2 separate regions of the Homo sapiens genome follow, and region 1 is linked to region 2. A link is a loop called in an ENCODE intact Hi-C map of the cell type or tissue named here. Cell type or tissue: OCI-LY7. All regions are shown on one strand. Links, peaks and the distances in the headings refer to the core of each region. The heading gives the core; the rest is flanking DNA. Region 1 overlaps LOC105371899 (a long non-coding RNA gene). Region 2 has its middle 77 kb from the start of SNHG20.

Region 1 (2,911 bases), core at 279-2,778, 53 kb after region 2:
CAGGAGAATTGCTTGAACCCAGGAGGTGGAGGTTGCAGTGATCCAGGATCGCGCCACTGCCCTCCAGCCTGGGTGACAGAGCACAAGACTCAGTCAAGAGAAGAGAAGAAAAGCGGAGGGGAGGAGAGGGGGAGAAGAAGAGAAAGGAAAGGGAAGAAGAGAAAGGAAGGAAAGGAAAGGAAAGGAACAACCACAAGCATCCACATCCAGCTTAAGGCAGAGATGAGTTTGCAGGAAGGAGGGGAAGCCCAAGGGCCGGAGTGAACCAGGAGCTGAAAACCAGACGGTGGCTGCGTGAGTGTGGCCAGCGCAGGCCGAGGCTTCCTGGTCCTGGGGTCCAGGGCTTGGACTCTGACTCCTCCACGGAGATGAGAGGTGTGGCCTGGGGGATGGACATGCAGAATCGAGACCCCTGCATAAAGCCAGGCCCCTTCAGTTCTGCGGTCTCCGTGGAAGGACAGAGCAAAAACACCCATCCCCAGCACAGGGAGATTGGGAGAGGGTCTGTCACTATGGGAGAAGGAAGATCAGAGATATTGGCAGAGCGGTCTCCAGAACTGATTAAAATCAGGCACCAGCAGATTCAGGAAGCCCACTTGAGTCCTCAGCAGGCCCCAGCCCTGGACACAGGGGCTCAGGACACAGCCACTACTAGACAGGAGACTGTACCCTCCGGGCCTAGTGCCTTACCAAGCACTGCTCCTGGGAGAATGTTTGCTGAACGGATGGTGATGGGGAGAGGGAAAAGAGAGGGGAAAGTGAGGGTGTCTAAGTCCAGCTTGAGACAAGGCCGGGGGATTCATAGTCTCCACCCACCCTCTGCCTTCAGAGGTCCAAGGATGGGGTGGGCACCAGCATGGGGCTGGGGGAGCCATGGGGGCCAGGGGTATCTGCTGTGGGCTCAAGGAGCCCTCCCAGGGCTCAGACCCCAGCCTGAAACTCTCCCAGCACTCCAAAAGCCAAATCCCACCCAGCTCTGGGCTGCTTCATGGGGCCCCAGACTGGAGAAGACACCCCACGAAGGGTCTCTAAGGAAGAGGCGCTGGTGGTCAGGCCTGGGCAGCTGTGGGAGCTGAGAGTTTAATGGGGAGAACGTGCTCTGTTGGCTTCACGCTCCAACATCAGGGGGAACCAGCTGCACCGTTTCCCCAGAATCACGGTCTCTTGAGCCCAATATTCAAATATATGCAGACGTCGGAGCCTGGACTATTTTTAGCTGAGACTCAGAGGGAGATGATCTCAGGCTGACTCGGAGAGTGGCCCAGTCCCAGAGGAGCGCAGAATCAACCTGAAAAGTCAGGCTTGGGGACCACCCCCTTCTCCTGCTGTAAGCGCCTGGATTCTGCACCCCAGGTGCCCTGAAGGTCTGTGTTGTGGGTGTTTATTTGGGGCGGAGGGACTGGTCTGCATCCCTGGGGAGCTGTGTTCTCTTTCCTTCGATGCCTTTTTTCAGCAAACACTTTGCTTTTCTGCGAAAAGACAAAGCGGGCTGCATGCTGGAGCCAGCGGCCTGGCTAGGGGGCCGTTTACCTCCCGACTCGGGATGCGTGGCTCAGCCTCTTATTATCTTGAAAGGCAGCAGAAGTCTGACCCCTTCTGTGTGAGCTTCCCATGGCTGTTATAGTCACTTACCACCGGCTGTGGCTTAAAACCGCGGGAGCGTATTTCCTCACAGTTCTAGAGGCCAGAAGTCCAGCATCAGGGTGCCAGCAGGGCCGTATTCCCTCTGAAGGCGCCAGAGAAGGGTCCATCTTTGCCCTCCCAGCTTCCGGCGGTCACCAGCAGGCCTTAGTGTTTGCTGGCGCAGCTGCATGGCTCTGATCTCTGCCTCTGTCTTCACAGGGATTTCTTCCCTGTGTGTCCCCGGGTCCTCTTCTGATAAGGACACCAGTCATTGGACTTAAGGCCTCTGCTAATCCAGTCTGGCCTCATCTCAAATTGAAGAACATCTGCACACACCCTATTTCCAAGTAAGATCCTATTCACAGGCACCAGGGGTGCCTTCAATGCATCTTTTGGGGGGAACACAATTCAACCCACAGCATCTTCTGTGTTGTTCTGCCCAAGGACAGCCACCCCCCAGCAGCCGCGGTGAGAAGTTCCCCCAGGTTTGGGGTTTCCAATCTTGGGTGGCGGCAGGCTGGGAGCCAGGGACCGCTTGAGCCTTACTGTGCTCTCCTGCTAGGAGGGGCGGCAGCTCCTTGCCCCTGGAGACAGCGCGGCTCCCCAGAGCAGCTGAGTGTCTTGCAGTCATCAACAGCCACCTCATCTCAGAGGCAGCACCTGGAATCTTACCTGCCTCACCTCCTTTAGTCCTCAAAACACCTGTGTCCCAGGATTATGTCCCTTATTCTACAGAGGAGGAAGCTGAAGTGCAAACTAAGAGGAAGTTCCGAAGCAGCAGGTTGGGGTGCCAGGTGCCAGCCTGGTGAGGAGCTCGGGGCTCTCGCGAGGACCGTGACGGGGCTTTCACCCCATCTTCCCTTCTGAGTCGGGCTTGTTGGGATGGGGTGGTGGGGTCTGCACCTGCACAGCCAAGGAGGAGCAGGGCAGCCTCACCCTAGCACAGTCCTGAAAAGAGGGCCCCGCCCCCTTTAAGGGAATACGTGATTCCCTTTTAGAGAGTGCTAGGCCGATACTTGGAGGAGCCAGTGTGGTCGGGCAGAAAGGGGTGGACAAACCTAAACCCTACGGACCTCTTTTTTGAGACCCCAAACTGCCTGGGCTCTTGCCTCCCAGAAGTCAGATCTTCCCCAGGGGAGGGTGTGGGAAGGTGGGGTTAGGGAACATACAGGGTCTTTGGGAGCCTTCTAAGTCAGCCAAGGCAGCTGGGGCAGCTGCAGGGCCAGAGCACAGGGAAGGCAGGTCCCCAGGTCTAGCTGCTCGGCCTCCAGCCCCGCCAGGCCCAGCT
Region 2 (2,911 bases), core at 235-2,734:
GAGCCCAGGAGTTTGAGACCAGCCTGGGCAACATAGCAAAACTTTGTCTCTATAAAATAAAATAAAACAGCCGGGTGTGGTAGCACATGCCTATGGTTCCAGCTACTCAGGAGGCTGAGTGGGGAGAATTGCTCGAGTCCAGGAGGTCGAGGCTGCAGTAAGCCATGATTGAGCCACTGCATTCCACCCTGGGTGACAGAGCAAGGCCCTGCTTAAAGAAAAAAAAAAAAAGAATATTTAGTTTCTATGTATGTCTAAATCAAGCTTGTTAGTTGTGTGGTTTAAATCTTCTATATTCCTACTAATTTAAGCTACAGTTTTGTAACAAAGATGTTAAAATTTTCCACTATAATTGCAAGGTGGTTTCTCCTTCAGTTTTGTTTCTATAGTTGAGACCAAATGGTTAGATGCGCAGAGGCTCAGGATTAGTACAGTTCTTGAAGAATTATTTATTTTATAATTGACTAGCAACTTGCTTTTTATCTTAATGACTCATTTGTCTGGTATTAATATTGCTATACCAGCTTTCTGTTGTATACATATTTCTTTCAACTTTTATTTTTAATCTTTCTGTGTTGTTCGGGTTTAGTTGTATCTTTAAACTTTTGATGGCCAGGTGTGGTGGCTCATACCCGTAATCCCAGCACTCTGGGAGGCCAAGGCAGGTGGATCACGAGGTCAGGAGTTCAAGACAAGCCTGGCCAACATGGTGAAACCCTGTCTCTACTAAAAATACGAAAATTAGCCGGGCATGGTGACACGCTCCTGTAGTCCCAGCTCCTCGGGAAGCTGAGGCAGGAGAATTGCTTGAACCCAGGAGGCAGAGGTTGCAGCGAGCCAAGATCGCACCATTGCACTTGAGCCTGGGTGACAAAATGAGACTCTGTTTCAAAAAAAAACAAAAAACAAAAAAACTTTTGGATAGATGGATTTTTTTTTCATTCTAGGAGTCTCAGTCAATTAATAGGCAAGTTTAATACATTTACTATTATTGTAATTACTCATATATTTGGACTTACTTCTGTTAACTTACCTATCAGTCTTTTCTCTAATTTTGTCCTCCCATCTTGCACGTTATTATTGGCTAGCTTTTTTTCTTTTCTTTTTTTTCAAGACAGAGTTTCACTTTGTCACCCAAGCTGGAGTCCAGTGGTGCGATCTCGGCTCACTGCATCCTCAACTTCCCAGGCTCCAGTGATCTTCCCACCTCAGTCCCCCAAGTAGCTGAGATTACAGGCATGTGCCACCACACATGGCTAATTTTAATATGTTTAATAGAGACAAGACCTTGCCATGTTGCCCAGGCTGGTCTTGAACTCCTGGACTCAAGTGATTTGCCCATTATTGGCTAATATTTTATTTTTACTTTTTTTCTTCCAGTTTTGTAGTCAATTATCACATTTTATTCGTCCCCTGAATCTTGATGTTGTAATGAGGCTATACTGCCCCCATGTGGTACGGACTGCCCAGGAACTTTATTCTGAACTAGTAGTCTGCAAACTTGCTGTAAAGGGCCAGTTAGTAAATATTTTAGACTTTGAGGGTCTATAGTCTTTTTTCTTTTTCTTTTCTTCTTTTTTCTTTTTGTAGAGATGAACCCTCACTATGTTGCCTAGGCTGGTTTCAAACTCCTGAGTTCAAGTGATCCTCCTGCCTCAGCCTCCCAAAGTGCTTGGATTACAGGCATAAGCCACCATACCCGGCCAATTTCACTTTGTTTTTAATCTTCTGGGCTAATTGTCATGATCATTATTAATATTAGTATTATTTATAGCAATGCTTGTTAGGTTAACTATCATTTAAATTCTCCTGGATTTAATTTCCACTCCAAGGGAAGCAAACTTCTTAATAGTTCATTCAGTGAGGATCCATGAATGGTAAATTCTCTGCCTTTGTCTGAAAATGTCTCCATTTTAGCCCTCCCTTTTGGATGATAGTTTAGCTGGGCATATAATTCTAGGTTAACAGATACACTTCTTCAGTGCTTTGAAGATATTAAAGGCTTGTCTTCTGGCATCCATGGACAATGCTGAGAATTCTATTAATCAAAGTGTTATTTCTTTTTAGGCAAGTAGTTTTATCTCTTTGGTTTCTTTTTTTGTTTGTTTGTTTTGTTTTGTTTTTTCATTTGTTTATTTTTGAGATGGAGTCTTGCCTTCTCGCCCAGGCTAGAGTGCAGTGGTGTGATCTCAGCTCACTGCAACCTCCGCCTCCCACGTTCAAGCGATTCTCCTGCTTCAGCCTCCCGAGTAGCTGGGATTACAGGCACACGCCACCACACCCGGCTAATTTTTGTATTTTTAGTAGAGACAGTGTTTCACTATGTTGGCCAGGCTGGTCTTGAACTCCTGACCTCAGGTGATCTGCCAGCCTCAGCCTCCCAAAGTGCTGCGATTACAGGCGTGAACCACCACACCCAGCTGGTTTCTTCTAAGATCTCTATGTCTTTGATGTTCTCTAGTTTCTCCACAGTGTATCCAGATGTGTATTTACTTTTTATTTACCCTGTTTGGATAATGTGATACTTTGATGACTTGTTCCTTCAGTTATGGAAAAATCCTGTCATTTTGCATTTTGAATTTGCCTCTCCCCACCTCACGTTGTCTTTAATCTCTTCTAAATCTATAAAACACATGCTCAACCTACTCATTCTGTCTTCCACATTTCCTTATTGTGCTTTCATATTTTCATACTTTTCATCTCTTTATATCTCTGTGCTACATTTTAGATGATTTCCTTTTATTTATCTTCTATTTCTGTAATTCTCTCTTCGATGTGCTCTTCTCTGCTATTTATCTCAGAAATTTAATTTATAATTTCAATGAAAATATTTTTTACATCTAGATCTATTTGATTAGTTTCCAGGTCTGCTTACTCTATTTTCAAAATGTTTTTTCTTTATGATTTTGAT

The links. Hi-C counts contacts between places; a loop is a spot of excess contacts. Peaks named below come from ENCODE experiments on the same cell type or tissue, not always from the same donor. Only the 100,000 strongest peaks of a DNase experiment are listed, where the experiment ranks them.
Region 1: a loop joins it to region 2, with 3 times the contacts of the local background. A loop is called at or near these places in 5 of 110 quality-filtered maps.

What each region holds. Positions count from the first base shown.
Region 1 is chr17:76,956,589-76,959,499 of GRCh38, reverse strand. The region is part of intron 2 of LOC105371899 (a long non-coding RNA gene); the gene reads left to right. Among named protein-coding and RNA genes, the nearest start is that of MGAT5B, 90 kb to the right of the region's middle. RefSeq lists an enhancer at 752-1,665. In OCI-LY7, for the core only: a CTCF peak has its summit at 1,575; DNase peaks (open chromatin) are centred at 1,179, 1,639 and 2,329; H3K4me3 peaks cover 2,320 bases; H3K27ac peaks cover 1,912 bases.
Region 2 is chr17:77,009,912-77,012,822 of GRCh38, reverse strand. No RefSeq gene overlaps it. Among named protein-coding and RNA genes, the nearest start is that of SNHG20, 77 kb to the left of the region's middle. In OCI-LY7, for the core only: CTCF peaks have their summits at 1,243 and 1,457 (motif pointing left); a DNase peak (open chromatin) is centred at 1,452.